Linked DNA regions of Homo sapiens: region 1 is linked to region 2. Evidence: read pairs that join two places in POLR2A ChIA-PET (ENCODE). Cell type or tissue: PC-9. All regions are shown on one strand. Each heading gives the region's core, and the rest is flanking DNA. Links, peaks and the distances in the headings are about the cores only. Region 1 overlaps LUZP1 (leucine zipper protein 1). Region 2 overlaps HTR1D (5-hydroxytryptamine receptor 1D).

What was found. ChIA-PET counts read pairs that join two places held together with the same protein. Peaks named below come from ENCODE experiments on the same cell type or tissue, not always from the same donor. Only the 100,000 strongest peaks of a DNase experiment are listed, where the experiment ranks them.
Region 1: POLR2A ChIA-PET joins it to region 2 with 32 read pairs; 3 of 35 experiments call an interaction of 5 or more read pairs at or near these places.

What each region holds. Positions count from the first base shown.
Region 1 is chr1:23,114,358-23,130,733 of GRCh38, reverse strand. The region is part of intron 1 of LUZP1 (leucine zipper protein 1); the gene reads left to right. Among named protein-coding and RNA genes, the nearest start is that of LUZP1, 46 kb to the left of the region's middle. In PC-9, for the core only: no CTCF peak of the experiment used is centred there; a DNase peak (open chromatin) is centred at 8,193; H3K27ac peaks cover 828 bases.
Region 2 is chr1:23,200,317-23,216,692 of GRCh38, reverse strand. All of the region lies in intron 1 of HTR1D (5-hydroxytryptamine receptor 1D), which reads left to right. Among named protein-coding and RNA genes, the nearest start is that of HTR1D, 9.0 kb to the left of the region's middle. In PC-9, for the core only: a CTCF peak has its summit at 6,299; no DNase peak of the experiment used is centred there; H3K27ac peaks cover 1,728 bases.

The DNA.
Region 1 (16,376 bases), core at 4,829-12,828, 86 kb after region 2:
TACTCCATAAAACAATGGAAGGATTCAGACCATTGATAAGGGCTTAATTTCAAGAAACTATTAATTTGGGGACTGAGCATGGTGGTTCACGCCTGAAATCCCAGCACTTTGCCAGGCTGAGGTGGGAGGATTGCTTGAGCCTAGGAATTCAAGACCATACTGGGCTATATAGTGAGACCCCATCTCTAAAAAAAAAAAAAAAAAAAAAGATAACTGTTAACTTGGTGGATCCTAAGGATAACCCCGCCTCTCTTTCCCTCTTTTATTTTTTTCTTAAACAGATCTCTATTGAATAACCATTATATTCATAATATTGTACAGGTAAAAATACAAAGAAATGACAGTTCTGCACCTTCAAGGAGTTTTGTGTTTTACTTGGAGTATTATGACATAAACACATACACAAATGTTTATGCATGTCCTGTATAAAAGAACAGTACATCTATCATAGTAATATATGCTTATATACCGAATGTCAGTAGGTTATCAACAAAGGTAGAGTTAAAAAATAGTGAATGTGGAAAGGTTCCACTGAAGAGAGATTAGCATTGAATTTCTTGAATAGATTTGATGAGATGGAAAGGGTATTCCAGGCAGGGAAAATGTCTGGGCAAAGTTATAACATGAAGTAATTTGTCTTCAGGAAATGAGTGGATCAGTCTGTCCATAGAAGGAAAAAAGATAACCTCCAGCTTGCCAGGGCTTTGAGTGATGCATTAAGGAATTTAGACTAATCTGTAGTTATTGTGGATAACCCTTTATACATCTTACTTATGTGTTAGTCACCTGTATTCTAAATCTGCTTATTTATTTATAATATTTATAATATTGTCTGCTAAGTGCACATGTATTCTTTGAAACTCAGCCCTGGCAGATATACAATGCCATTGTGATTCTGGCACATGGTACGTATATAAATATAGATACAGATGCAGAAAATGAATGAACTGGGGAGGAAAATCTTTTAAGTGATCTTATTTCCTTAGGAAAATTTGATGGGATGGAATTTGTTTCTCTAGTAGGAGTGGAATAGTTGGAGGATTTTGTTGCGAGATGGATTGGAGGAAATGTTGAATTATAAGAAGGCTATGTGCATGTTAAAATGTGTTGCAAGATTCTGAAGTTCATTGTCTTATTTATTTATTTATTTTGAGACGGAGTTTTTGTTCTTATTGCTCAAGGTGGAGTGCAGTGGCATGATCTTGGTTCACCGCAACCTCCGCCTCCCCGGTTCAAGCAATTCTCCTGCCTCAGCCTCCCAAGTAGCTGGGATTACAGGCATGCGCCTCCACGCCTGGGTAATTTTGTATTTTTAGTAGAGACAGTGTTTCTCCATGTTGGTCAGGCTGGTCTCGAACTCCTGACCTCAGGTGATCTGCCTGCCTTGGCCTCCCAAAGTGCTGGGATTACAGGTGTGAGCCACCGCGCCTGGCCTCATTGCCATCTTTATAATCTGGGTTTTGATAAGGCAATGGTCATTAATTTTTGAGGGCTGAAAATAAGAGAATGGTGAGTCTAATGATGAGATTGTCCTATCTTGATCATTATTTAAAATATGCCCCACCACATACACACAATCCCAGTAGCTTCTAAACAGTCTCTTATCTACCCAGATCCACTGGCTTTAAAAATATTTTATCATTTCATATCAGTCTCAGCAATGTCATCGATAAATGCACTTTGTGACATTCATTAGGAGTGATGCTATAGCCTTTAAAGATTGTTGCATATTTTCTGTTTATTTTCTCTTTAGCTTAGGAAAGACTAATCAATATATAGGCTTATGCTGTTAATGTTTATTGGCTCCGCCTAAGAAGCACAGCTTTTATAGCTGGAAGAAATAATCTGGAATATTTTTTATCAGTATTACAGATCTGACATCTAATGTTCTGAATAGATAAGTGCCTTAGCATGAAAGGAGGGAATTATTATCTAGTTATAGAACCCAGTGTCCCTCCCCCACAATGAGGCCAGGGTTATAATCCTTCTAAAAGTGAAACAATATATTGAGGTCTGTATCCCAGTTCTCTGCTATTGGAGACTTAATAGTGCCAATTGGAGACATAGCACTTAGACATATAAAAAGGTTAGTAATGGGTAAGCCACATCCTTTCTTTCTTAAGGATAAACTAATTTGAGTTTAAGATGTTTACCTTATAATGCTCCAAATATAATGGGGTTTTAATAATGCTGGCCTTAGAGGCTTTTATTCTGTCTTCAAGGCTCAATTAACACTAATAATTAATATTGTATAACACTTTACATTTATGAAGTGTTTTTATAAGCATTAACACATTTGAACTTTAGAGCATGATTGTTAGATGGGGAGGCAAGTACATTTATCTCTTTTAGCTGAAACTTATTAATAAATTCAGATTTTACTTCACATCCATGTCTTAGTACACTAAGCTATGCTGCTTTTTATGATTTCACTTGCTTTATATCCAAATTCCCATAGTAATGAATTATGTTATGATGGATTCCATTTTGGAATAAACCCAGTTTGTTTTTTTTTTAACTGAGAAACTTGTATTTTCCACTTTTTTAAAAATTAAAAGGGAGTTGAATGAACTTAAGTTTTTTCTTTTTTCTTTTTTTCTTTTTGGGACAGAGTCTCGCTCTGTCACCAGGCTGGAGTGCAGCGGCGTGATCTCGGCCCACTGCAACCTCCGCCTCCCAGGTTCAAGCGATTCTCCTGCCTCAGCCTCCCGAGTAGCTGGGATTACAGGCACGTGCCACCACACCCAGCTAATTTTCGTATTTTTAGTTGAGACAGGGTTTCACCATGTTGGTCAGGCTGGTCTCGAACTCCTGACCTCTTGGTCCACCTGCCTCGGCCTCCCAAAGTACTGGGATTACAAGCATGAGCCACCACGCCCGGCCACTTTTTTTCTTTTTAAAACTAAAATTGGGCCTGGTGCGGTGGCTCACGCCTGTAATTCCAGCATTTTGGGAGGCCGAGGTGGGCGGATTACGAGGTCAGGAGATCAAGACCATCCTGGCTAACATGGAGAAACCCCGTCTCTACTAAAAATGCAAAAAATTAGCTGGGCTTGGAGGCGGGCGCTTGTAGTCCCAGCTACTTGGGAGGCTGAGGCAGGAGAATGGCGTGAACCCGGGAGTCGGAGCTTGCAGTGAACTGAGATTGTGCCACTGCACTCCAGCCTGGGCCACAGAGCGAGACTCCGTCTCAAAACAAAACAAAACAAAACAAAAAACAAAACTAAAATTGGAGCTGAAGAATTTGATCCTAGACAGATCCTTGAGTTTGAATTAAATTATCCTTTTTAACTCTCATGGATTCAGTAAATATCAAATGTTTTCTGTGTGCCAGGCTTAGTGCAGAGGGTGGAAGGTGGTGGGAGAAGCCTTAAGAATTAAACTAATACAGTGAAAAAAACCAAGAATTTAAAGTCAGGTAGACCTGAATTCAAATCCCAGCCCTGCTAATTAGTTATTAGTTGCAAATTGCTAAGTGCCTTGGAGCTTCAATTTTGTAATCTCTAAAATGAGAATAATAACTCTTATAGAATTATTTTGAGGAATAGGGTGATGTATATAAAGCACTTAGTAATGTGTGCTTTATAAGACATTACTGCCCATAGACCAATGAATAGACAAAAATGTATGGTGAGAGTTACTGAGTCTTGACAGGAAGCGTTTGGCTGACCTAATGCAGAATAGAGCGAAGTGATTTTGACTGCCAATATACAGTGTGCTGCTTTTGTTGAAACTTGTAGCTCTCACACTGGTATTTGCCAACATTACATTTGACTTCTCACATAGTAAAAGACAACTCATTCCTGTGGAGTTTAAGGCATGTGGAAACATCTATCTGTAGGCTAGACATTTAAACTTCTGTTGTAGTTCAGTTGCGGGAGAAATTGCACATTACCATAGAGTAGTGAAAGTCAGGTAGCAGAGAGCCTCTCTGGGCTGGTACCTATATTCACTTTCCTGAATTCTGTAAACATCAAAAGCAAGAATGGCCATCCAGGATGAAAGGTACAGCTGACAGTATGGTCAATAAACTGAACAGGGTGTAAGACTAAGAACTTATTTTGTTTTCTAAAATGGTGCCTTCTTCGTATTTAAACTTCTGTGGAGCATCTGTCATATGCCAGGTACTGTTCTGGGTTCTAGGAATATAGTGGTAGTGGTGGGGAAGCCCCTTTTCTAATAGAGCTTACATTCAGTGAGAGAGAGTGTAAGTAAATATAAAATATAATGAATCTCAGGAAATACTGAGAACCATGAAGAGAAGTAAAACAGGAGAAGCAAGTATGTTGGGTCTCACTATGTTGCTCAGGCTGGCCCCAAACTCCTGGGCTCAGCTGATCCTCCTGCCTTATCCTCCCAATGTACTGGGATTACAAGCATGACCTCTGCACCCGGCCTTGCTTGTTTTAAAATAGGATCTAAAATAGGAGCCAACATAGTGTGTTTTAGTCACTATTTAGAAGGGCCCTTTATATGAGTTGAGAGAGCACTGACTTCAGAAGTTGCTTTAGGAGGTAGAAGGGAGGGGAGTGGGTCTGGTACAGTTAAAAATTGGCCTGCATGCCATCCTTGGAACACATATTTTACTGTGGGTTATACCATTCCAGAAGACGTATATTTATGTGTCCAGGAGACCTAATGATCGCCCTCCCATACACACTTCACAGTATTTTAAAAAGTATAGTCTGTGGACTATCTGTATCAGAATGCACAGTCTGTGGGCTCTGTAACAGATCCACTTAATCAGAAGATTTGAAAATGGTACCGAGGAATCTGTAATTTTAACAAGTACCCAGGTAATTGTATATCCATATGAAGTGTTGAAAATTACTGTTTGTAACCTTGTCGATAGAAATAATCTTCAACCCAGTCTTAGTAGGCAGGCAGGCAGGCAGGCAGGCAAGTACTTGCTTATTTAAGATTCGTTACTTTTCATAATTGACATTGGAGCTTGCATTTCCTTTTGCATTGATTTAACTTCTGGCTTTAATCTCTGATATACTGTGTCCTCCATGTTAAGATGTGTCGATGAGACAGCAGAAAATGAAACCTTTGTCCTCTTTCCTTACATTATTTTGTGTTTTCACTATTAGCCACATCCCTGGGAAGAGGCAGCCTCTGAATGGAGAATGCTGAATTGGCTGTATAGACTGATGTGCTTTAGTAAAAAGCTTGCTCACACTCAACACTTTTTTCCGTGTTTATTGAAAATTCTAGTTATTTACCTGTTACTAAGAGTTTATTTTTCATAGATCTTTAAATGTCTAACATGCACTTAAAATGAAAGAGAAAAACAAAGAGAATAGGATATTGAGAAAGTATATGATTTACTTCATAGTAAGACACTAAATACTTGATATCAAGGTAGGGGATAGAAAAAAAATCAGCAATGGCAAATTTAAACCATCTGCAGATGGTCCAGCTAGATCCTTACAGGGGTCGCAGCCATCATTTTAGTGGGCATACTTTTGAAGAAAGTATGCACTGTTTTCTCCATTTTAATTTTAACGATGCCACTGATACTGTCGGGTTGTAAGCATATCTGCTAGGACTCATGCGTAGGACTAGGCCAGCAGATACCCAAGCATATCTGCCAGCTTCCAGGGAGGGCTATTGAGGACAGGGTTTTCTAACTTCCTTGGAATTTCCACTTCCTAGTAGTATGATTTGAGTCCCTCTCTCAGCTCTGTATGATGGGAAAATCTGCAATTCAAGCTTGATTTATTTGGCTTAAATGATGGGGCAAACCTCCAAACCTGGGCAAGCTCAACACTTTCGTACCTTGCCTTTTTTTTACTGTCATGGCTCCTGTCAAGGTTAGGTCATTTAGAGTTTGAAAGGGCATTAGAATGAACGAAAGTCTGTAGGTTTCATTTTACTGTTAAAGAAACCAAGAGTCAGAAAAGTGAACTTATTTTCCTTGAAGTCTAGATACTAGAATATGAAGTCAGGTGATGTGGATTCCTTCAGTGGAGCCATCTAGTTGAGTAATCTTTTAAAAAAATGTACCTCCTTGCCCCAAAATGATGTTAATCTTTCTGTTTAAGGGTTCTTGTAGTCTTTCCATTCTAGTAGTCGATTGTTTTTGACTTCACCTGTGTAGTGGTTGGGAGGCACCATTAAGGCATGAGTGATAATTGTATCTTGCTTCTTAGTAAAATTATGAAATATTTAAGAGAAAAACTCTTGAAATTAAGGCATATGGAGGAGGAATAACTCTCCCTGAGTCACACCACAAAGCAACAGAGGAGAATTCACAGAGAGTTGGTTTCTTTGCTTGGTACCATATGTTTACTTTCTTTTGCCTACCCTGTCCTTAGCCACTTGACTCCCTTAAAGTCAGTCTTGTGAAGAGGTATGGTGTGGCAGAAGATACCAGAGTTGGGAGTCTGGCCACTTAGGTCCTAGGTCCAGCTTTGCTTCAAGACTCCGTTTCCTCTCTTTGGGCTTTATTTTCCCCATCTTTAAAATGAAAGGCTAGACTAGATTATTGCACCCTAAGTATCTTTCCAGCTCTGATATTCTTTGATTTCACGAATCTTGGAAGGTTCTAATGCTGTTTGATGAAGGGCTGCAGCTTTCCATTTGCTCTTGCTCACAGCATGATTCTGCATTGAAACTTTACCATGGTGTGTACCTTGGGTGGTCTTAGGGCAAAAATTTTTTTTTTCAGGAGGAATTTTTCTGAGAGTGTAGATTATATAGATAAGCCAATTTTTGTTTTCTTTTTCTTCAGTGCTCTAAGACATCTGAATGTTTTTGTTTTTTTAAAGAGAGATGGTGAAAGGTTAAAAATAAGAATGAGAAAAGACTACTTTGAAAGTTGGATCTTTAGAAAGTACATTAATGAGTATCCCAAGTGACTACTCTTGGGAATAATCAAGAATAGCAAATGTCTTAGGTCTATATAGGGTGGCTTAGCATTGTGGCATTTTCCTGGTGCTGTTGCAAAGCACAGAGATGTTCAAAGTCTATGGTTAATTTTTGACCTTGGAAAGGAAATGCTGGCTTACCTCAGGGCCTGAGAGCAGGGAGAGCTACTGAGGACAGGGTTTTCTAGCTTCCTTGGAATTTCCACTTCCTAGTAGTAGGATTTGAGTCCTTCTCTCAGCTCTGTATGACCAGAAAGTCTGCAATTCAATCTTGATTTATTTGGCTTAAATGATGGGAGTTTGTTTAACCCTGAAAAATGTCACTTCAACCTTGAGATAGCCTAATGATGCTTTTTTTTTTTTTTTTTTGGAGACAAAGTCTCACTCTGTTGCCCAGGCTGGAGTGCAGTGGTGTGATCTTGGCCCACTGCAACCTCCGCCTCCCGGGTTCAAGTGATTCTTCTGCCTCAGCCTCCTGAGTAGCTGGGACTACAGGCATGCACCACCACGCCTGGTTAATTTTTGTATTTTTAGTAGAGACGGGGTTTCACTGTGTTGGTCAGGCTGATCTCGAACTCCTGACCTCGGGATCCCCCCGCCTCGGCCTCCCAAAGTGCTGGGATTACAGGGGTGAGCCACCGCGCCCGGCCAGCCTAATGATTCTTATAGGATACTAAAGCTATTTGGACATGAGTCTGTCTCTAGAACACGCTTGATGGCTTTGTTCTAAAGTGATAAAGTATAGTCTAGCTCTATACTAGACACCATTTGTCCTTATGCTGTATTCTTCTAGGTAGGTGAGGCTCCTTCTATTCCTGCCTGAATGAAAAGCATTTAGCTGACTTCCCGAGCATGCTGCATCTTGTCCTTCAGTTTTTCTTTGTTTTTCATTATTCTTTGCTGAAGCTCAGCATGTCTTCCAGTTGTGGTTCTACACAAGGCAGGAGCCATAGAAGTTCTGCACGATTGCTTATTAGAAAAGAAACGTTAAAAGCATGAGTTAGGAAAGGAGTTTAGGTCTTTTACTGTGTTCATAGCATTAGGATGAAGAGTTGGGAAGATGGGGGAGGTGTGGAGACTTGGATCCAATAAGACTAAGAAGGATTTGAGGAAATGGAACTTTGGGTTGCTGGCAGGGCAGAAATACTTGAAGAACACTCCCGTTTTAATAAGTTATTTTTAGTTTGCAGAAAAAGAGTAGTTTCTTCAGTGTCCTGGAATCTTGTAGTTGTGTTTGTAACCTAAACTAATCGGCTTAGCCTGTGCCAGAAAAGTGTCAGGTGGCATGCTCATTTCCTTCTAACTTTTAGTACTGCCTGGCTTAACTGCTGTAGTTCTGTGACTAGGCTTCAGGGCGTTGGTAATGGGGACTAACTGGGGGAAGGGGCAAGCTGCTGCTGGTTGCATGCTGCTGGTCTGAGCAGAGAGAACCCTCGTGCTAAGTCACTGCCCTAATGCATTCACTCTGGCTGTACATATAATGTGGTGCTTGAATCCAGAGTGTTCACTTGTGGTACCCTAAGTATGACTTTGAGTGGAACTACCTTAGAATCTTATTTTTCCAATTAACTTGACAGTCTCTAGTCATTTCTTTTGGCTCTTGTCCTGGATATTTTATTCTGCCTTAAGTGGTTTTTAATGGATTTTAAGCTCTCAGTTATCATTCATTCAGCACAACTTTATTGAGTGCCCACTCAAATGTATGCCTGGCACCATTGTAGGTGTTAAGTGTCTTTTGGTGTTTCTTTATTAGAAACTGTTGATTTTATAAATGTTACTCAGTTGAAGAATGTCAATTACTTAAAGTCTTTTTAAAATTAATTAATTAATTAATTAATTTATTTATTTTTAAGACAGACTCTTGCTCTGTCACCCAGGCTGGAGTGCAGTGGTATGATCTCAGCTCACTGCAACCTTTGCCTCCTGGGTTCAAGCAATTCTCCTGCCTCAGCCTCCTGAGTAACTGAGATTACAGGCGTGCGCCACCACACCCAGTTAATTTTTGTATTTTTAGTAGAGGGGGGGTTTCACCATGTTGGCCAGGCTGGTCTCAAACTCCTGACCTCAGGTGATCCACCTGCCTTGGCCTCCCAAAGTGCTGAGATTACAGGCGTGAGCCACCATGCCCAGACTACTTTTTAATGTTTGAGGCAGGGTCTTGCTCTGTCATCTGGAGTGCAGTGACTTGATCTCGGCTCACTGCAGCCTTGACCTCTGGGGCTTAAGCTATCCTCCCACTTCAGCCTCCCAAGTAGCTGGGACCACAGGTGTGTGCCACTACGCCTGACTAATTTTGTTTTATTTTTTATAGAGACAAGGTCTTACTATGTTGCCCAGGCTAGTCTTGAACTCCTGGCCTCAAGTGATCCTTCTGTCTTGGTCTCCCAAGTGCTGGGATTACAGGCATGAACCACTGTGCCTAGCCTATGTATTTTAATTTTTAAATTTGGATAAGACTTTATATAAATTTCTAGGCCAGAAAAACCAATTTTGGTTTGGGTACTATATGGTCATTGTACAGGAACAGATGTAAATTAACTAGAAGATGTGATCTCTGCTCTTGAGGCATTTAGAATGGTATGGAGAAAACAATAGGCAGTACAAATTATTGAAGAAGTACAAAAACTATTACAGACTAAATTAGCTGTATATAACTACCTACCTAAGTGCCAAGGGGCTGTTTGGTCAGTAGGGTTTACAGCTCCCCATTGGAGCAGGTTTTCCCCTTATTTTTTTAGCTTTGTTTATAAAGATATAAGCCAGCAGCTTATAAATGTGGTTGTTTGTAATCTTGGGGATTTTTCTCCCTGGGCTGGTCTTATTTTTTGCTTAAGACATAATAAAATACTCTGGGTAACTGATTTTTATGGAGACGAGAAAAACTTAAGAGGTAGTCAGCTCAGTAAAGCAATAGCAGATAGTGGTCTGATCCACCTCGTTTGTAGAGGCCAGGGGAGTGGAGATGGTGGTGTTCTTGTTTCTGCCTCTTTTGGGCACTGAAGCAAGAGAGGCTAAATATGAAAGCCCTCCTTTAGTTGATATCAGCTTGCCTTAGGTTAGCAAAGTATTTAAAATATGAGCCTCAATTTCTTCAACATATAAAATGAATTTGATAATATCCTTATGGGGTCATTATTAAGGATTGAGAGTATGGATGTGAAAGTGCTTTGAACTATGAAATAATGTATAAGCATTAGGTATTATTGTCAGGCGTAGTGGCTCATGCCTGTAATCCTAGCACTTTGGGAGGTCGAGAGAAGAGGATCGTTTGAGGCCAGGAGTTCAAGACCAGCCTGGGCAACATAGCAAGACCCTGTCTCTACAAAAAAATAAAAATAAAAAAAATTAGCTGGGCATTTTGGTGCACAGATACTTGGGAGGCTGAGGTGGGAGGGTCTCTTGAGCCCAGGAGCTTAAGGCTGCATTAAGCCATGATTGCACCATTGCACTCCTGCCTGGGTGACAGAGAGACCTGTCTCCATATATATATGTTTATTTATTTATTAGGAGGTATATTATTTAGAGCGTAGGAGGCATGCACTTCTGAGGCCCTTGTCAGGATATCTTCTAGGGATCCTGAATTTCAGATGATTCTGGGCATTCAATAATTGGACTTCCTAGGCTGGTGCCGTGTCTCATGTCTATAATTCCAGCATTTTGGGAGGCTGAGGTGGGTGAATTGCTCGAGCTCTGGAGTTTGAGACCAGCCTGGGCAACATGGTGAAACCCCATCTCTACAAAACTTACAAAACTTAGCTTGTTGTGGTGACACATCCCTGTAGTCCCAGCTACTCTGGGAGCTGAGCGGGGAGGATTTGCTTGAGTCCAGGGGGTTGAGACTGCAGGAAGCCACGATTGCTCCACCGCACTCCAGCTTCGGTGACAGAGCACGACTCTGTCTTTAAAAAAAAAAAAAACTACCAACAAAAAACAAAACCTGGACTTGAGCTGGTGATAATAAGAAAAATACTTTTATTTAATGTTATTTGAAAGGGTTGTACATGAGGGAGATGAATTATTCTTTCTTATAAGTTTATATAAGTCCATTTATACATAAGAGTCTTCGTAAGTATAGGCACTTATAATTTTCAGTAGTTTGGCCATTGAACATTTACTGAACTGTTACTGTGTGCCACGTTCTATGCACATGCTTGGATTCAGAGATGAAATACATAATTCTGGCCTTTCAGGAGCTCGGGGTTTGGTACAGGAGAGTAACAAGTAGACAATTATAATACAGAATGATAAGTGCTATACTAGAGATAAACCTAGGGTTTTTCAGAAGGGCTTATTCTTACTTGATTCCTCTCAACATCCTCTCCAGACTTTGTTTAAAAGTTGTAAGAGATATCTTAATGAGGCCTGGAGAAATGAAGCAGTTTGCCTAAGGTCACACCCATAGCTTGTTATTTTTAAAGCTAAAACTAAGATCTGAGTTGTCATACTTGCTTTCACTTTCAGTTATGTCCTAGCTAATCAGGAGGCTGAGGCAGGAGGATTGCTCGAGCCCAGGAGTTCGAGGTTATAGTGAGCTGTGATTGTGCCACTTCACCGTAGCCTGGGCAACAGAGTGATACCCTGTCTCAAAAAAAAAAAAAAAAAAAAAAAAAGAGCTAGTCACATCAGGTCGTTAAAAAAAATGTTGACTGTTTATTTCACACTGTACCAGGCCAATGGCAGTACAAAAGAATAAGGTGGTCTATAATTATGGTGTAGTAGGGATAGTAAGTATAAAAAAATGAGAAATTAGCATCAAGTCAATTCAACTAATACTTTTGTGAAGCTCCACGTTAATTGCTACGGGGAATATAAAACAACATAGGACAACCTACCTGTGGCTTTTTCTTTAGGAGATGGTGTCAGATAAACCTGTAATGCAAAGTAGACTAAGAAAATTGCTCAAGTAGAGATACAGACAAAGTGCATTGGGAACATAGGCCCAAGAATCTTAGAATATTAGAACCAAAAGGACAGGTAGAGGTGATCAGTTCTAGTGGTCTTTAGTTACCATTTTGGAGACATGGAGCCCATTTGGTTAGAGAAATTTGAGGAACCTTGCAAAAATCAGGGAATCAAGTGAAATTAGGATGACAATATAAAATTTTCAGCTGCCAGGAAGAAGAGGACTTGAACTGGAAATAGGCAGCCTTGGATCACAGAAATAGAGTATTGTAGAACTGAGGCCTTTTTAAAGTAAAACCTAACACCTAAACTGGCCAAAGGTAGACCCACTGTACCTATGACAATAACCATGTTTTATTGTGTACAAAGTACTTTCACATACATTCTTCTGTTTGGTCCTTATAATCTTGTAGTCAAGACACATTGTCATTTCTGTGTTACAAATGAGGAAACTATTCTAGTAAGTTGGAGAGACAAGAGTAGAACTCAGGATTCTACTGCCCATTGTACTACCTGGTGTGTGAATGTGAGTGAGTTTTAATTTTAATTTTAATTTTTTTTTGAGATGGAGTCTTGCTCTCTTGCCCAGGCTGAAGTGCAGTGGTGTGATCTCAGTTCACTGAAACCTCCGCCTCCCGGGTTCAAGCAATTCTCGTTGCCTCAGCCTCCTGAGTAGCTGGGACTACAGATGTGTGCCACCATGCCTAGCTAATTTTTGTGTTTAGAGATGGGGTTGCACCATGTTGATCAGGCTGGTCTCGAACTCCTGACCTCAAGTGATCCACCCACTTTGGCCTCCCACAGTGCTGGGATTACAGGCGCAAGCCACCATGACTGTTTGTTTTTATTTATTATTTATTATTATTTTTTGAGATGGAGTCTCGCTCTGTCGCCCAGGGTGGAGTGCAGTGGCGCAATCTCAGCTCGTTGCAGCCTCCACCTCCCGGGTTCAAGCAAGTCTCCTGCCTCAGCCTCCTGATTAGCTGGGACTACAGGCGTACGCCACCACGCCTGGCTAATTTTTGTATTTTTAGTAGAGACAGGGTTTCACCATGTTTGCCAGGTTGGTCTCGAACTCCTGACTTCGTGATCTGCCCGCCTCGGCCTCCCAAAGCGCTGGGATTACAGCCGTGAGCCACTGTGCCCAGCCTCCTGTTTGTTTTTAATAATGTAGACTTTGACGTGAGACATGTTGGCAAGTGTGACTTAGTAAAAGAAGGAGATAGACATAGTTATAGCTACAAGAAGGAACTTAGGGCTTAGGGGTGGGAGGCAGAACTGGCACAGAGCCTGATTATTCTGACTTGGGCATCTTCCTTGCCCTTTTGGATGCTGCCTTATTATACCTCTGGCCCCACCCATCCACCTCTCTTAGTACTTATTTAAAATTATTTCTGCTGTAACTGGGCAAGTTACTTTCTCAAGGTGTTCCCCCCCCCCGCCCCCCCCCCCAGGGCTTCCTGATTGTGGGGGGGGGGGGGGGAGAGAGAGAGAGAGAGAGAGAGGAAAAAAAAAAAGAATGTGTACAGTGATGAAAAGAAAATTGAATTAATATGTGTAGGGTATATTTTCGTTCAGGCATTATGTGCTTAGGCATTTAATGTATATTTTTATATAATCCTTACAACAGTCCCATGAAGTTTAGATGTAATCTCTATATACAGTTGTGGAAACTGAGGTTGTGAAGTTTAATCACTTAAAGTAATATGTGACTGAATTAGAATAGAACCCAGATAATCTGACTTTCAATCCCATGTGTGGTTTTCCCTTATAGCATGTTGCCAGGGCAGCAGGCAGGATGGAGAGAGAGTGTGGAATAGAGACAAAGGGAAATTCCCTAGAAGCAATAAAATGGAAATAAACTTGTTACAGGGGGTAGAAATAATAGTGACCCTGTAAAATATGCCTTCAAATTAAAATAGCAGCAGAAAACCTTTTTCACTCAGGCTCTCTAATAGGTACAGCTTAGTATTCTTCTTCTGATACCACCAAGTATATAGAAGGGCATTTTAATCTTCCATTTTAAGAGATGAGATACACTTCTCCTAAGGGAGATGAGATGCATGTAAAACAAAAAACTTCTAGATTGATGCTCTGGGCACTTAACAGTCAGTACAAGGGAAGTCACATTCTCTGAGTTGAGTGTGAAGGTAAAAAGATTCGAAACCTTTGGGTGACTTGCACCTCCTAAGACTTGCAGCTCGTACATGTGACAGACAGTGCTAGGATAGTACCCTCATTAAACAAAAATAACAACAAAACTGATCCTCAACTCTACATTTTCCTTATCACTTTCACACAGGCAAACTTTTCTTTCTTTTCTTTTCTTTTCCTTTTCTTTTCTCTTTTTTCTTCTCTTTGCCTTTTTTTTTTTTAACAGTCCAGTGGTCTTTTACTTTTTTACACCTTCTGATTTGGCCAACTTTCTTTCATTCATTTATTTATTTGGAGGCAGGGTCTTGCTCTGTCACCCAGCAGTGATGAAACCATAGTTTACTGTAACCTTGAACACGTGGGCTCAAGCAATTCTCCCGTCTCAGCTTACTGAGTAGCTAGGACTACAGGCATATACCACCATGCCTGGCCAATGAAACAGTGTCTCACTCTGTCCAGGCTGGAGTATAGTGGCTCCACTCACTGCAGCCTCAGTCTCCTAGATCAAGTGATCCTCCCACTTCAGCCACCCGAGTAGCTGGGACTACAGGCATACGCCACCACACCTGGCTAATTTTTAAATTGTTTTAAGAGACAAGGTCTCACTATGTTGCCCAGGCTGGTCTCGATCTCCTGAGCTCAAGTGATCCTCCCATCTCAGCCTCCCAAAGTGCTGGGATTGTAGGCGTGAGTCACTGCACCTGGCCTGGTTTTATTTTTGGAGAGATGGGGTCTTGCTATGTTGCCCAGGCTGGTCTCAAACTCCTGGGCTCGAGTGATCCTCCTGCCTCAGCTTCCCAAAATGTTGGAATTACAGGCTTTAGGCACTGTGCTTGGCCTTGGCCAACTTTCTCTCCGTAGGTGAATAACAATTTTAGATGTGATTCTGTTGCTAAACTTCACAAACATGGGCAAGGAAGCCTAGTCTCAATTGTAGACCACTGGTTAGAAAAGGAAACAGCAGGGCCGGGCGTGGTGGTTCACGCCTGTAATCCCAGCACTTTGGGAGGCTGAGGTGGGTGGATTACTTGAGGTCAGGAGTTTGAGAACCAGCCTGGCCAACATGGTGAAACCCCATCTCTACTAAAAATACAAAAATTAGCTGGGCGTGGTGGCATGCACCGGTAATCCCAGCTACTCGGGAGGCTGAGACAGGAGAATCGCTTGAACCCGGGAGGCGGAGGTTGCAGTGAGCCGAGATCGTGCCACTGCACTCCAGCCTGGGCAACAGAGCGAGACTTTGTCTCCAAAAAAAAAGAGGAAGTAGCAGAGCCGGTTCTTTGAGTGCCAGCTTTCAAATAGATACATTAATCTCAACCTAGTTTTATCAATTATTTATTAATAAGCACTCCCAAAGTGCACAAAAGTTCTTAAGTTCTTTCTAATTCTGATCTTGTTTATACTCTTCTTTGGTAAGGTTTCTTTGGCAAGGTGAAAAATAACCTGACACATAGAGATGGGATTGCTGGATTCTAGTTTTGTTTGTCTGTTACTAGCTTCCTAAAAAGGTCTCAGAAGTCCCTTTGTTTGCTCATCTGTCATATGAGATAAGAGTATTTGCCTTCTCATCCTAAAGGTTACGTAGATTTAAAAAGTTATTCTGGGAGAATTAGAAGCACTTTCAGTTGAAAGACATTATTTTACAGCAGTCCTCTATCATAGATAGGTACTGAAATATCTATTATTGATGCGATTTAAGTATTAATGGCAAGACTTATAGAAAATTATTAAAAAAGTTTGAATAATTTATATAACATGAGGTACTCCAATTAATCAAATGGTATGCCTCTACTTAGATCTTTTCGGACCTGTTTATAGTTTCTACAAGGGCAAATGGAGATAGCATGGTTAAGGATGTCATTCATAGTGTTATTGGAAAGGACAATAGTATATCATTGTTAAATATCATTTAGTCTGGCCTTTTTGTTTGACTGATGAAGCTGAGACCCAGAAAGTGTAAAAGACACATCTGAGGTCCAACAATGTCTGTGGTAGAACTAGAGGCCGCCACCCGGGTTTCTCACTCCCCATCCAAGTTTCTCTACACTTAGAGGGTGCGTTGTCTTACTCTCAGTTTCCCGCTTTAGTCAGAAAAGATCACTGGCTCTGGATTCTCTTCATTCCTTCTTGTTGGCAAGTGGGGTTGGGAGGAGGGAAGTGAGCAAAAGGCAGGCCTTAAAGAAATTGACATGTCTTCTGCAGCTTATGTTTTTTCTTCCACTTTTATCTGGAGTGTTCTGAACTCCAACATGAAGTGACTTGAATGTGAGAAGCGACTCAGTCAGTGATGGCATTCAGGGAAGCTGCTTTTAAAACCACCTAGGTTGGTTCATACATAGCAAGCTGCTGGCACTTCCTTAGCCCCATACCCCCTGATTGGTCCCCACCCCATCCTGCCATCGGCCTGTTTACCATGTTGGCTTTTTGGTGAAGAGACTGCACAGGGCA
Region 2 (16,376 bases), core at 4,371-12,370:
CTAGATGCTTTTTTTAGAAACTGTAAAGTTCTGTATAAATCCTAGCTAATCACATAATGCCGGAACTGGAAGGGCACTGAGAAATCTGCTTTATTACAAATGGGGAGAGTGGGGAATCCGTCTTGCCCAAGGTCACACTACCAGTAGAAGAATCTAAGACTAAAGTCCCCAGGTCTGGGAAAGTTCGGGATTAAGAGCAGGGCTCTCAGTCAGGGTCCCGGTTGCATTAGCAAACTGGCCTTGGCCACCTACTAGCTGTGTGATCTCAGGAAAGCCCTTACCTTCTTTGAGGTGTGGTTTCCTCCCATATGAAGTGGGGACAACAATTCTCACCCCACAGGCTTACTGTACAAATCTAATGGGATTGTCACTCAGCACAGCCCCTGGCTCCAAACCAGAGCTCAGCCACTAGTGGCCATCATTTCTCTGAGTAGCAGCAGCAGCAACCCCTCCACTCTTCCTTGCAACCAGCTTCCAGTGTTTTCCAGTTGAGCCCGTGGTGTGGGTCTGCGCTGTCCTCTGGATCACACAGCCACTGGCTGGGGTCTCAGCCCTCCTCACAAGGACATTTGGGGACACTTTATCAGCAGCAAGTGAGGCCATTGGGGTAGCCAGCCTTTTTCAGTCTTTAGTCCTGCTCCACTGGTGGGGAGAAGTAGGCAGCCTTTGTCATTGAGACATCCAGGAAGCTGGGACCTAGAGGGTGGCTAGGAGGGAGGGACCAGGCCAGCTGGACTTGACTGGCAGGGGCTAGGGCCTCTACCCCTACAACAACCTCTACAAGCACTTCAGGGCCCTGCTGTCAGACCAAGGCTTTGATCTCATGAACAAGTAAGTCCCAGTGCAGCCCGTGGGTGGGGGATGGAGATCATGTCTCTGCAGCCACAGAAGCCCTGAGCCCTAGTGCTGGCTTCCCAGTCCCAGGCCTGCCTGCTGGCTCACCGCCTTCCAGAACCTAGTACAGGGCCAGAAAAACAGAGATGCTTCCTTAGAGTTTGTCAGTTACCTGATGGATCAATAATGAGGGCGGGACCACTGGCTCATCCCTTCTCTCCTAGGCCACGGATGGATGACTATTCTTTTTGGTGAGAGTAATGTGAATGTGAGCAGAAATACAGATTCTCAGAGTATGGAGTTCCCAGACCTGAGAGGTCTCTTTCATTGCACAGATGTTTCCCGTCTAAGGCCCACAGAGGGGCAGGGGTCAGCCATGTCTTCCAGGAAGCTGAATTCAGCAGACACCACTCAGTCTTTTTGCTTATTTGTTTTTGTTTTTGAGACAGGGTGGTGCTCTGTCACCCAGGCTGGAGTGTAGTGGTGTGATCATGGCTCACTGCAACCTCAACTTCCTGAGTTCAAGTGATCCTCCTGCCTCAGCCTCCCCAGTAGCTGGGACTACAGGCATGCGACTCCATGCCTGGCTAATTTTTGCATTTTTTGTAGAGACAGGGTGTCGCCATGTTGCCCAGGCTGGCCTCGAACTCTTGGGCTCAAAGAATCCACCCTCCTTGGCCTCCCAAAATGCTGGGACTACAGGTATGAGCCATGGAGCCTGGCCTGCTCAGTCTTTCACTGCTCTCAGCAGCAGTTGACACTGCTGACTGTTTCTTCTCCCCAAAACACTCTCTTCTCTGGGCCCCTGTGACTTGACACTGTTACGTTGTTCCCTCATCTTTTTGCGGCTTCATTCTCCTTTCTACAGCCCTTAGATGCTCTGCTCCCCCAGGCCCTCTGCTCCTCTCCTAGTAGACACTCTCTCTGGGTGATCTCACCCACCCCATTGGCTTTAGTTATCACCTCTATGCACATGACTCATACATGTATGCCTCTAGCCCAGATCGCTCCTCAGGCTGTTGACCCACCTATTTATTTTCAGCCAGGCACTGTTCTAGGCTCTGGGGATATAGGGATGAGCTAGACAGGAGGTGTATGTTAGCAGGGCATGGGGCAGGTGGAGGGTGTGTGGGGAAAGATACGCAATAAACAAACAGGCAGAAAATATCAGATCAGGTTAAGTGCTAAAATTAGCATAAACCAGGGTGATGTGGTGGAGGAGGGGAGCTGCTTTATGTTGGCTGGTCAAGGTGTTGCCAAAGGGGTGATATTTAAGACGGGCAGCTGGTAGGAGATGAGGTCAGAGAGACGGCCGGGGTGGCAGCAGATCACGTAGGGCCTTGTAAGCCATGGGAGTTTTGAATTTTATTCAGAGTGAAGTGGGAGCTGTTGGAGAAATGTATTTATTTATGAATGAATGAATGAATGAATGATGACAGAGTCTGGCTTTGTCACCCAGGCTAGAGTGCAGCAGTGCACTCTGGGCTCACTGCAACTTCCACCTTTTGGGCTCAAGACATCCTTCCACCTCAGCCTCCAGAGTAGCTGGGACTACAGGCACGCACCATCATGCCCAGCTAATTTTTGTATTTTTTGTAGAGATGGGGTTTCGCCATGTTGCCCTGGCTGGTCTTGAACTCCTGAGCTCAAGTGATCCTCCTACCTCAGCCTCCCGAAGTGTTGGAATTACAGGCGTGAGCCATTGCACCCAGCCAAAAACTTTAAATGGAGAAGAGGAAATACTGATCTTTCTCCAGGGCCTACTTGAGCCTTACAAGAGAAGTTATTTCCTATTATTTGCCAGTCTACTGTGCTCTGAACACTGGAGTGGGAAGAAAATAGGTAAATCTTCAAGGAACTTCCAGCAGTAGGCAATGAGAGACACAAACAAACCTGGAGTCGGGAGAGGGCTTAAAGGAGAGAGATTTTGCACTCAGTTGTCCAGGGAAGACTTCCTGGAGGAGGTAGCTTTTGAAAAGGACCTCAGAAAGCAGAGAGAGGGGCTGGGTAGCGTGGCTCACACCTGTATCCCACCACTTTGGGAAGCCCAGGTGGGCAAACTGCTGGAGCCCAGGAGTTTGAGATTAGCCTGTGCAACATGATGAGACCCCATCTCTAAAAAACAAACAAAAAAAATTTAGAAAGCAGACAGGAGTACAACAGATATGTATGAAAGGGAATGGGAAAGATTGCTCTTCTAGGCAGATGGAACAGCCTGAACTAAGACATGAATGCCCCAAACATGTTTAGTGAAGACAAGGGAGAGAATACAGAATGTGTAGGGGAGTGAAAGGTCTGGCCTATTAAGAGAAAGACCCTAGACTTTGCCATTGATATGTGAGCCTCTGCTTCCTTATTGTTTTTGTTTTGTTTTGTTTTTAGACGGAGTCTGTCTCTGTCGCCCAGGCTGGAGTGCAATGGTGCGATTTCAGCTCACTGCAACCTCTGTCTCACAGGCTCAAGCGATTCTCCTGCCTCAGCCTCCCAAGTAGCTGGGACTATAGGCGCACACCACCACGCACAGCTAATTTTTGTGTTTTTAGTAGAGACGGGGTTTCACCATGTTGGCCAGGATGGTCTTGATCTGACCTCATGATCCGCCAGCCTCGACCTCCCAACCCTTATTGTTTTTATGAAATAACTGGTTAAGTGCTGGGGAAGAGAGTAAGGAAGAATTCAAAGCTTGGGCTAGGTGTGGAAGAACAGGATAAGGTCTGCTACAAAGGAGGCGCTGGCCAGATATGGTGGTTCACTCCTGTAATCCCAGCACTTTGGGAAGCTGAGGCAGGTGGATTACTTGAGGTCAGGAGTTCGAGACCAGCCTGGCCAACATGGTGAAACCCTGTCTCTACAAAAATACAGAAATTAGCTGGATGTGGTGGCATGCACCTGTAATCCCAGCTGCTTGGGAGGCTGAGGCAGGAGAATCGCTTGAACCCGGGAGGCAGAGGTTGCAGTGAGTGGAGATTGAGCCGCTGTGCTCCAGCCTAGACAACAGAGTGAGACTCCCGTCTTAAGAAAAAAAAAAAAAAGAGGCACTCAGGAGGGCTTGCTGTGAGTGAGGTGGCTTGAGTTTGGAGCCCCTGTGGGACATAAAGGAGGGATGACCAAAGGATATTTGGGGCCAGAGGTACAGAGAGAGGGGTCAAAGAAAGGTGAAACTGTCAGTATTCTTTTTTTATTCATTCTTTGAGTAAATCTCAGCATCTGTAAGTATTAAGCCTAAAATATATAGCTATGAACAAAGCCGTATCCCTGCCTTGGGAATGCACCATCTTATGGGGAGACAGACCACAGGCATTGGACTGCAGGATAATGAGATGTGTATTACAAATCCTAAACGCGAGGCACTGTGTTGGCACAGAGAGAGGCTGGCTCCACTTGGGCAGAAGGAGGAGGACAAGTTTCAGTAAAGAGGGGAGAGTTAAACTTGGTCTTGAGAGTGAAGTTGGAGCTGGATGGTAAGTGAGAGGGATGGGCACCCACACACAGGGCACTGGGCTTCATGGCATGAGTTGCCCCTTCCTTCCAGAATTCAAGTCCAGCAAGGAGACAGGGGTGGGGTAAGCAAGAGATTCCAGTCCAGGGGAGTCCAGTGTGATGTATACATTAGAAGACCAGTGGCGTGGAGAGAAGGGAAGTGATCAGGTCCCTCCCTAGTTACCAGGAAACTTCCCGAGAGGGTGGGGGAGATGAGCAGATAGAGGGAATAGCCTGCGCAGAGACTCAAGGAAGTGACAGAACTGCAGTGTTTTTGCAGCCAAAGGTCTCAGCCAAGAGGTGGGCTGGAGGTGGGGTCTTTTGTTCAGTCCAGGTGAATAGGAGGATGAGAGGAAATGACCGGGCTGTGTGATGTCTGGATAGGTAAACAATAGGAAATGTAGAAAAGGATTTGGGGCTGGGCATGATGATTCACAACTGTAATCTGGTACTTTGGGAGGCTGAGGCAGGAAGATCACTTGAACTTAGGAGTTCAAGATCAGCCTGGGCAACATAGGGAGACCCCATCTCTATAAAAAAATTTTTTTAAAATTTGCCAGGCATGATGGTGCACCTGCAGTTCTAGCAACTTGGGAGGCTGAGGCAGGAGGAAGGCTTGAGCTCAGGAGGTTGAGGCTGCAGTGAGCCATGATCATGCCACTGTACTCCAGCCTAGGCAACAGAGAGAGTGAGCCTGCCTAAAAATAAATAAATAAAAATACATACATACATACATACATACATACATACATACATACATACATACATAAAAAGGATTTGGAGTGTATTGCAGGGAAGAGTTCTCCAAGGTTCAATCCTGTGGAATAGGTATCATTGGACCCAGCTTCTCTTCACTTGCTAATTCCTTGTTTTTAACTCGGGACATGGTATGAAATTTCAGTTTCACTTGTTAATTTTATTTGTCCTCCCACGCTCAGCTTCAAAGCCACTTTCACAGTGAAACCTCAGGGTTGCAGCAGGCTACCTGTCCCCCTACTTTCCTTCCCATAGCTCCCTGCATGCCCCACTGTTATCCTCATCATATCTGTGGTCCTCATTGCAGGATCATTTCCCCAGGGCCATTGTAAGTCCTCCTAAGAGGAGAGTCCACATCTGCATTGCTCATGCCAACATGTGGTAGGCTTTAAGTATATTGTAGTTGAATAGATGAGGAAACAGAGAGGTTGAGTAACTTGCCTAAGGTCACAAAGCTAGAAAAACGGCTGAGCTGACACGTGAGTTCAGTCTACCTGACTCCATAGCTGTATCTAGCTCCAAAGCTTGTGCTCTGAATCACACCTGTATTGTGGCTCCCAAAAGAAAAAGCAGATGATGAATAGCAAGTTTGTATCCTGTAAACACTAACAAATTTGGTGTTTGGTTTCAAGAAAATGAATTCCTGTTGTTAGTACCTTGTTTATCCAGTCTAGAGAAGATAGCTTCTCCTCTGTCCTGGAAATATTCACTCCATCAGCTCAAAGTGTTCTCTGCGGACCCAGGTGTGCAGCATCTGGGGGAGAAGAGAAGAGAGAGGTTGGGCTCCAGTATAGGGGGGATGCAGTTCTAAAGGCTTCTTGCAAAGTATGGTCAGCCCTGCCAGTCGGCTCCCAGGATTACTCACCTGGTGTGGAAACTCAGATGAGAGCTGGGGGGGAGACTTGAAAATGCCAGAAGCATATAGTGTGAAATGGGCCTGAGAGCCTTCTCTCTTTCATCTCAAATTCCTGTTGCAAGCAGGAGCCAGTAGAAGGAGCGCTGGTGGGAGTCTGAAGACTTGGTCTCAGCCTGTAACACACTGTGTTACCTTGAGCAAGTGTCTTGCCCTCTCTGAGCCCAATTCCTGTCAGCATCATGAGGGAGTCGGACTAGATGATTCCTAAGAGTCCTTCCCATCTGACACCCTGATACCCTTCTGAAATCCCAGGGCTGACACTACTGCTACCCCTCACACAACCACCGTGTGGCAGGCATCACCTGAGAGCTTGTCAGAACTGCAGACCTGGCTGGGCGTGGTGGCTCACGCCTATAATCCCAGCATTTTGGGAGGTTGAGGCGAGTGAATCACTTGAGGCCAAGAGTTCGAGACCAGCCTGGCCAACATGGTGAAACCCTGTCTCTATTAAAACTACAAAAATTAGCCGGGCATGGTGGCACATACCTGTAGTCCCAGCTACTAAAGAAACAGAGGCAGGAGGATCACTTGAACCTGGGAGATTGCAGTGAGCCGAGATCACATCATTGCACTCCAGCCTAGGTGACAGAGTGAGACCCTGTCCCAAAACAAACAAGCAAACAAAACCCTGCAGACCCACAGAATCAGAATCCTCATTTTTAATAAGATCCCTAGGTAATGCATGTACACATTCAAGTGTGAGAAGCGCCCAGTCACCACTTCCTTCCCCTTCCTTTGGGTTGTGCCAAGCTGCCGTCACCAGGCCTGTCAGAGAGAGGGCCTGCTCAGGTGATAGTGATGGAGCCTGGCACATCACAGGTACCCAGTACAGATTTCTTGAATGTGTGGGGTAGGTATTTGTGGAAAGAAAGAAGTGGAATTGACTTTACCTGGCACCTTTTATGGATGGTGGAGCATGGAGTCGGGCAAGCCCAGATTCCAATCCTAGATCCACAGTGCCCTATCTCTGGGGTCTTAGGCAAGCCATTTCTCTGAGCCTCACTTTCCTCCCCTGGGAAGTGGGAATAATTGATAATAATAATAGGATTGACTACAGAGGGTTGCGGTCAGACTTAAATGAGTTAATACATGAGAAGCTTAGAACAGTGCCTGGCAGATAGTAAACTCTCAATAAATGTTGGCCACTACTTTACTACTGGGGCCATTATGACCCCTCCTCATCCCCATGCCCACATAGCGCCCTCCCCCCCTACTGTCCCAACCCCCTCCCTGGAAATGCAGTTCCCTGAGGACAGACTCCTGATGTGAGCCCTAGGGAGTAATATCACCTGTACTGAGAGCCACTGCTAGAGCAGGACTGACCAATAGAAATATAACAAGAGTGACAAATGTGATTTTTCAATTTAGGAAATTTCAAAGTAGCCACATTTTTAAAAAGTGAAACTAGGCTGAGTGCGGTAGCTCACGCCTGTAATCCCAGGCACTTTGGGAGGCCGAGGCGGACGGATCACCTGAGGTCAGGATTTGGAGACCAGCCTAGCCAACATGGTGAAACCCTGTCTCTACTAAAAATACAAAAATTAGCCAGGCATGCTGGTGGTGCGCACCTGTAATTTCAGCTACCCAGGAGGCTGAGGCAGGAGAATTGCTTGAACCAGAGAGGAAGAGGTTGCAGTCAGCTGAGATTGTGCCACTTCACTCCAGCCTGGGTGACAGAGCAAGACTGTCTCAAAAAAAAAAAAAAAAAAGTGAAAATTTTATATATTCTATTAACCTACTACACCCAAAATATTACCATTTCAACATGTAACTAATACATTTATTAGTGAGATATTTTATATTCTTTTTTTACATTCTTTTTTTGAACCAGGTACATCTCAGGGGCTACATTTCAAGTGCCCAATGGCCACACATGGCCAATAGTGGCTATTTTATTTCTGAACTTTGGCTCTCAATCCCAGCTGTGCCATATATTACCTGTGTGGCTGGGAGCCAGTCATTTTACCTCTCTGGACCTCAGTTTCTTCGTCTGTAAAATGGGTGCACTAATTCATTTCCCCCACCCCCAGTTAGTAATGATAGGAGCAGTTGGTGATTTTTCTTTTCTTTTCTTTTCTTTTGAGACACCATGCCTGGCTAATTTTTTTTTTCTTTCTTTCTTTTTTTTTTCTTTTGAGATGGGGTTTCGCTCTTGTTGCCCAGGCTAGAGTGCAATGGCATGATCTCGGCTCACTGCAACCTCCGCCTCCTGGGTTCAAGCGATTTTCCTGCCCCAGCCTCCCAAGTAGCTGGGATTACAGGCATGTGCCTCCATGCCCAGCTACTTTTGTATTTTTATTAGAGACAGGGTTTCACCATGTTGGTCAGGCTGGTCTCAAACTCCTGATCTCAGGTGTTCCACCCGCCTCGACCTCCCAAAGTGATGGGATTACAGGCGTGAGCCATCATGCCCAGCCACCTGGCTAATTTTTGTATTTTTTGTAGAGATGGGCTTTTGCCATGTTGCCCAGGCTGGTCTTGAACTCCTGGGCTCAAGCAATCTGCCCACCTCCATCTCCGAAAGTGCTGGGATTCAGGCATGAGCCACCGTGCCTGGCCAGATGGTAAGAATTTAAAACCTCTTTACCCACTTTCCCACAGCATGGGCGAATATAGTGAGTTGTTAACTTCAAAGGCTCTTGCAGGCCGGGTGCAGTGGCTCACGCCTATAATCCCAGCACTTTGGGAGGCCAAGGTGGGCGGATCACCTGAGGTCAAGAGTTCGAGACCAGCCTGACCAACATGGTGAAACCCTGTCTCTACTAAAAACATACAAAATTTAGCAAGGTGTGGTGGTGCATGGTGTAATCCCAGTTACTCAGGAGGCTAAGGCAGGAGAATTGCTTGACCCTGGTGGGCGGAGGTTGCAGTGAGCTGAGATCGCACCACTGTACTCCAGTCTTGGTGACAGAGCAAGACTCCGCCTCAAAAAAAAAAAAAAAAAAAAGAGGCTCTTGCCTTTTAACAGTGTGTTTGGTTGTTTGAGGTGGTCTCTTGCCTGTTGAAGACTTGTAGAGATCCAGTGCAAGGCTGAAAGCAGGAAGGCACTGGGGGCCTCTTATTTCCCTAAGCATTGCAAAGGCCTTGAAAACAGGTTTCACCTGTCTTTGACTTTTTTAAGGTAGCCAAATTGTCAGTGATGAAGATAACTAGGTATCATCCAGGCCAGTGGTTTTTCTTCTTGGTTTTACCTTAGAAGCACTTGAGAAGTTTTCAAAAATCAGTGCCTGGGCTCTGCCCCCTGGAGGGTGAGGCCTAGATATCTGTTGTTGTTTTTAACAGATTTTTTTTTTTTCTTGAGATGGAGTCTCATTCTGTTACCGAGGCTGGAGTGCAGTAGCACGATCTCAGCTCACTGCAACCTCTGCCTCCTGGGTTCAAGCGATTCTCCTGCCTCAGCCTCCTGACTAGCAGGGACTACAGGCACGTACCACCACACACCACACCCAGATAATTTTTGTATTTTTTTTTAGTAGAGACGGGGTTTCTCCATGTTGGCCAGCTGGTCTCGAACTCCTGACCTCAAGTGATCTGCCTGCCTTGGCCTCCCAATGTCCTGAGATTACAGATGTGAGCCACTGTGCCCGGCCTGACTTGTATTTTTAAAGCTCTTCAAGGTAGGTGATTCTGATGCTCACCAAGAGAATCTCTGATCTGGTCCAACTACCTCATTTTCAAGTTGGAGAAACTGAGGCTCGGAGGAGGAACTGACTTATCTTAGGTCACACAGAAAGTTCGCAGCAAAGCCAAGCTAAAGCCCAGGGCCTCTGCCTCTCAGGCGTGTGCTCTGTTCTCAGGGCCCATTCCCCACCAGTTCCTGGAGCCTTTCATAGACAGGTATGGATCCCTTGCTCTGGGCCAGGCGTCAGGGCTATAGGGGTGAATGAGACACTCAAGGAGCTCCTGTTACTGTGTCAGAGTCAGTCTAATATGGTGAGAGCTAGGGTGGCAGGCTCTCAGGAAAGGGGTACCTGAGCCAAGCCGGGCTTGGGGGGAGGTTAGGGAAGGCTTCCTGGGGAGACACCAGAGCCTAGCTCTGAAGGGTGACTTGGAATTAGGTAGCCAGGGGACTGAAGAAAGGACATTTTCCAGTCAGAGGACACAGCAGGGACAAAGGATCAGCAGGAAACAGCACCGGAGCCTGGGGTATGGCAGGAGGGTACTGGCAGAAGAACAGGCAGGTCTGTGCTGCTGGAGTATGCAGTTCACAGCCAGCTATGCTGGGAGATGGGGCTGGAGATGGAAGGAAACACCAGTTCATGAAGAGTCTCTTAAACCAAGCTGTGAAGCCTGGGCTTAATCCCAGGTGCAGTGGGAGCCACTGGAGGATTTTAAGGGAGTGACCTGGTCAGACTGTTAGTTGAAAGGAAGATTCTGGGCCCGGCGCGTTGGCTCACGCCCGTAATCCCAGCACTTTGGGAGGCCGAGGTGGGTGGATCACGAGGTCAGGAGATCGAAACCACGGTGAAACCCCGTCTCTACTAAAAATACAAAAAAATTAGCTGGGTATGGTGGTGGGCATCTGTAGTCCCAGCTACTCGGGAGGCTGAGGCAGGAGAATGGCGTGAACCCAGGAGGCGGAGCTTGCAGTGAGCCGAGATCGCACCACTGCACTGCAGCCTGGGTGACGGAACGAGACTCCATCTCAAAAAAAAAAGAAAGGAAGGAAGATTCTGGGTGGGATATGGTTAGAGAATGGAGAGGAGCCAGGGGTAGAGGCTGGGAGACCATTGAAGCCAAGAAGGATGGTTTCACTCTCCTGAAACAGAACAGTGGCAGTGGGAGTGGAGGGGGAGAGAAGAGTCAAGGCACAGTTAGGTGTGGGCAGTAGAATGGACAGAATCAAGTCATTCAATGAATGGAGAGGCCAGGTGCAGTGGCACACGCCTGTAATCCCAACACTTTGGGAGGCTGAGGAGGGTGGGTCACCTGAGGTCAGGAGTTCGAGACCAGCCTGACCAACTGATGAAACCCCATCTCTACTAAAAATACAAAACTAGCTGGACCTGGTGGCGCATGCCTGTAATCCCAGCTACTCGGGAGGCTGAGGCAGGAGAATCACTTGAACCCGGGAGGCGGAAGTTGCAATGAGCTAAGATAGCGCCATTGCACTCCAGCCTGGGCAACAAGAGTGAAACTGTCTCAAAAACAAAACAAAAACACACACTTAATGAATGAAGGGACTTTATCAATTGGCATTGCTGTGTAACAAGCTACCCTCAAACTCAGTGAATTAAAACAACAGCATTTATTACTACAAATCATGTATTTGGAGGTTGGCTGATTTAATCTGAACTTGGCTGAGTACTTTTTTTTCCCATAGGTTATTGGGGTACAGGTGGTATTTGGTTACATGAATAAGTTCTTTAGAGGTGATTCGTCAGATTTTGGTGCACCCATCACCTAAGCAGCACACACTGCACCCTATTCGTAGTCTTTTATCCCTTTCCCCCTCCCACCCTTCCCCCCAAGTCCCCGAAGTCCATTGTATCATTCTTATGCCTTTGCATCCTCATTGTTTAGTTCCCACATATCAGTGAGAACATACAATGTTTGGTTTTCCATTCCTGAGTTACTTCACTTAGAATATAATAGTCTCCAGTTTCATCCAGGTAGTTGCAAATGCTGTTAATTCAGTCCTTTTTATGACTGGATAGTATTCCATCATATAAATCACAGTTTCTTTATCTACTTGTTGATTGATGGGCATTTGGGTTGGTTCTATGATTTTGCAGTTGCGAATTGTGCTGCTATAAACATGCATGTGCAAGTATCTTTTTTGTATAATGACTTCTTTTCCTCTGGATAGATACCCTTGGCTGGGCATTTCTGCTGATCTTAGCTGGGCTCGCACATGTGTCTGCTGGTTGTGTGAGAGGCTCTGTTCTAGGCCGGGTTTGGCTGGAACAGCTCTGCTCCACGTCCTTGTCTCTCCCTGCAGGGACCAGTGCGCATAGCCCAGGGATGGCAATGACAGAGTGCAAGCAGAAACATGCACAGCCTCTAGAGGACTACATTTGGCACTGGCTTACTGTCACTTCTGCCTCATTCTGTTGGCCATAGCGAGTCCATGCTGAACCCAGAATCAAGGGACAAAAAAAATACTCCTTTTGATGGGGGCAGGGAGAGGTGGCACAGGGCAGTAGAAGCATTGAGCTGAGCTGAGAGGGACACTAAACTGCCATGTGATCTTGGGCAAGTCACCTACCTGTCACTCATGTGACAGTCATGTGACATTGGTGCTGTTATTGTTCGCATTTTCCACATGAAAAAAATGAGTGTGGCCGGGCATGGTGGCTCATGCCTGTAATCCCAGCACTTTGGGAGGCCGAGGCGGGTGGATCACGAGGTCAGGAGATCGAGACCATCCTGGCTAACACGGTGAAACCCCGTCTCTACTAAAAAATACAAAAATTATCCAGGCGTGGTGGCCAGTGCCTGTAGTCCCAGCTACTCGGGAGGCTGAGGCAGGAGAATGGCGTGAACCTGGGAGGCGGAGCTTGCAGTGAGCCGAGATTGTGCCACTGCACTCCAGCCTGGGTGACAGAGTGAGACTCCGTCTCAAAAAAAAAAAAAGAGACTGGGTAACTTATAAAGAAAGAGGCTGAATTGACTCACAGTTCCACATGGCTGCGGAGGCCTCACAATCATGGTGAAAGGCGAAGGAGGAGCAAAGTCATGTCTTACATGGCAGTAGGCAAGCGCTAATTTTTTTTAACATTTTTTTCTAGAGACGGTCTCCCTGTATTGCCCAGGCTGATCTCAAACTCCTAACCTCAAGCAGTCCTTCTGCCTTGGCCTCCCAAAGTGCTGGGATTATAGGTATGAGCCACTGTGCCTGGCCCCGTTCTACTGTAGATGTTTGTTTAGGTAGTTTGCAATTTGGGGTTGTTATGAATAGTGCTGCTGTGAACAATTCTTGCATGTATCTTTTGGTGGACGTACACACATGTTTTTCTTGGATGTACAGCTAGGAATGGAAGTACTGGGCTGGAAGTTTGGTGACTTTTTATTTTCTATGTTTCACAGAGGTTTTTGTTTGTTTGTTTTAAGACAGGGGCTCACTCTGTTGCCCAGGCTAGAGTGCAGTGGTACCATCATAGCTCACTGTAACCTCAAACTCTTGGGCTCAAGCAGTTCTCCCACCTCAGCCTCCCAAGTAGCTAAGACTACAGATGCATGCCACCATGCCTGGCTAATTGTTAAATATTTTGGAGAGATGAGGTCTCGCTATGTTGCTCATGCTGGTCTCAAACTCCTGGCCTCAAGTGATCTCACTTCATCCTCCCAAAGCACTGGGATTACAGGCGTGAGCCACCATGCCCTGCTCATTTTCCAGATTTTATGATTAGAGAAACTGAGGTGCAAGACTGATTTGCTTACACCTCAAGACAGTGATTAGATTTTAAAACTGGCACTCAGATACAGGTAGAAAGAGAGAGCATGAGATGGGGGAGATGCATACACGTACACACACACCCATACCCATGTTAAAACTTTCCAGATTTGGCCGGGCGCGGTGGCTGATGCCTGTAATCCCAGCACTTTGGGAAGCCGAGGTGGGGGATCACCTGAGGTCAGTAGTTCGAGACCAGCCTGGCCAACATTGTGAAACCCCATCCCTACTAAAAATAAAAAAATTAGCCAGGCGTGGTGGCCGGCTACTCCGGAGGCTGAGACAGGAGAATCGCCTGAACCTGGGAGGCGGAGGTAGCATTGAGCCGAGATTGCCCCACTGCACACCAGCCTTGGTGACAGAGTGAGACTCTGTCTCAAAAAAAAAAGAAGAAAGAAACTTTCCAGATTCTTCCCACATGTATTCTATCCAATCCTCATTATATCTCTGGGAGGTAGACTTGATACCCTGATTTTTGCAGAGGAGAAAACTGAGGCTGTAGGAGGTCCCATGCAGGAGAGAGAATGAGATGAAATAACACCTGTGGGTGCATTTTGTAAAATATAAAGCCCTGTCCTGATTTGTGCAGAGTGATTTCTCCATCCAGAGCTCACTCATCTGTGTACACAGCTTCTACAGAAAGAACAGCCACAAATTACTGTGTGGGGGATGTATTCTACTGCAACAAATCTTTTTATCACAGAGCCTTATTTTTTTCTTCCAAAAAGATGAGACTGGCTTCTAAGGACACATTAAACCCATACATCCTTTTTGTTCCTGGCAAGGTTTTATGACTCACTTAGTTAAAGAGCCCTCAGAAAGTGGAGGCAACAGATCTTCCTGCAGGCTGAATGAGCCCTGGATAGGAAGCTTTTGTAAGAGGCCAGCTTTTGCTTTTGTAAGAGGCCAGCTTTTGCTGGCCAGGTGCGGTGGCTCATGCATGTAACCCCAGCACTTTGGGAGGCTCAGACGGGCAGATCCCTTGAGGCCAGGAGTACGAAACCAGCCTGGCCAACATGGTGAAACCCCCTACTAAAAATAGAAAAATTAGTCGGTTGTGGTGGTGCATGCCTGTAATCTCAGCTACACAGGAGGCTGAGGCAGGAGAATAGGTTGAACCTGGGAGGCAAAGGTTGCAGTGAGCTGAGATTGGGTCACTACACTCCAGCCTGGGCAACAGAGTGAGACTCTGTCTCAAAAAACAAACAAACAAACAAAACAACAACAACAACAACAAAAAACCACGAAAAATAAAACAAAAATTAAAAAAACACCTGCTGTGTGCCAGCCACTGTGCTAGGCATGTTCTCCCTACTTCATTGAAGCCGCATCACAATTCTGGGTGAAAGATGTCATTATCCCAATTTACAGATGAGGAAGAAGGGCCCAGGAGGTGAAAGGACTTGGACCCCACAGTAGGGATTGGTTGGTGGGAAGGAACCAAAAGTCCCCTGTCTTGGCTGGGCACAGTGGCTCAGCCTCTAATCCCAGCACTTTGGGAGGCTGAGGCAGGAGGATCACTTGAGCCCAGGAGTTCCATACCAGCCTGGGCAACACAGGAAGACCCCATCTCTACAAAAAAATATTGAAAATTTGCTGGGCATGGTGGCTTGTGTCTGTAGTCCCAGCTACTTGGAGGGCTGAGGTGGAAGGATCACTTGAACCTGGGAGATCGAGGCTGCAGTGAGAGCCATGATCATGCCACTGCACTCCAACCTGGACAACAGAGGAAGTCCCTGCCTCTTAAAATGAAAAAGAAGAAGAAGAAAGTTCCTTGTCTTACTACCATTTCTCAGAGGCTGCTGTGTCCGTGTAAACTGGCTCAGCTGGGAAAACATGAGTTGGTACAAATGAGGTTTCCTGGATAGAAGGTCGCTCATGGACATACAGGGATGGGAAGGAGTATTCCCTGGCCTGGAAGCCTCCTTCATTCTCCTCTCCCAGGACAGGTGGTTCCTCTCCCTCAGCTTCTTTCTCTGCTCCATTCTCCTGCCCCTCTCTACAGACCTGCTTTTTGTTTACCTTTGGCTTTTCTATTCCCCCAAAACCTTCCTTGGCTTTGGTAAAGGCTGCAGCCTGACTCCAGCCTCAGGACCCTTGGCCTGCAGATTTATCTTCCCCCATCTTCTATCCAGCCCAGCTCCCCATGGTCTCCATTCTAAATTCCCAAGAGAGAATCTGATTGGCTCATTTTGGGTCACATGTCCACCCTGGTCCAATCAGCTGTGATCAAAAGTGGTCTCTGGAACAGGCTGGGATTGGGTCATAAGTCTGTCTGTCTGCTTTTCTCTTTCCACCCCTCTTCAGAGATGCCAGAGCTGGGAGAGGCATGGTGTGGCTGGAGTCCATGTGATCTGGACTTCAGGGGAGATGCTGTGGCCTGGAGGTGGAGGTGGGGGCCGAGAAAGGTCCTTGCTTCTGCTGCTGCTGTCATGGCCCCTGGGAAAATGGGTGGGCAGGGAGGAAGCTCCTTGGTATGTCTGGGTTTCTGACAATGGCAGACATCTCTCACCAAAACGGGCAGTGATACTTTGTTTCTGGTGAGGGAAGTGATGTTGTTGCCTGGAGACCTGAATTTGGTTGGATGCACCATAGAGAACCAGAGAAGTCACATTTGTGGTCACCATTTTATTACAAGGCCAGGCACGGTGGCTCAGGTCTATAATCCCAACAGTTTGGGAGGCCAAGGTGAAAGGATCACTTGAGGCCAGGAATTTGAGACCAGCCTGGGCGACACAGGGAGACCCTATCCATAAATAAATAAATAAATAAACAAACAAAAAGAAACCATTGACTATATTGAGCGTTTGGTTTCCATGATATTGACAGTTCTCCCCAAACTCCTGTGAGATTTGGATTATCATCTCCATCACTGAGGCTGTGCAGGCTCAGAGAGGTGAAGTGATTTGCCCAGTGGCCACAGCAAGAAAGCGAAGCAGTAGGAATTGGGAGCTGAGAATGCCTGCTCTTAGCCACTGTATTCCTTCTTTGTTA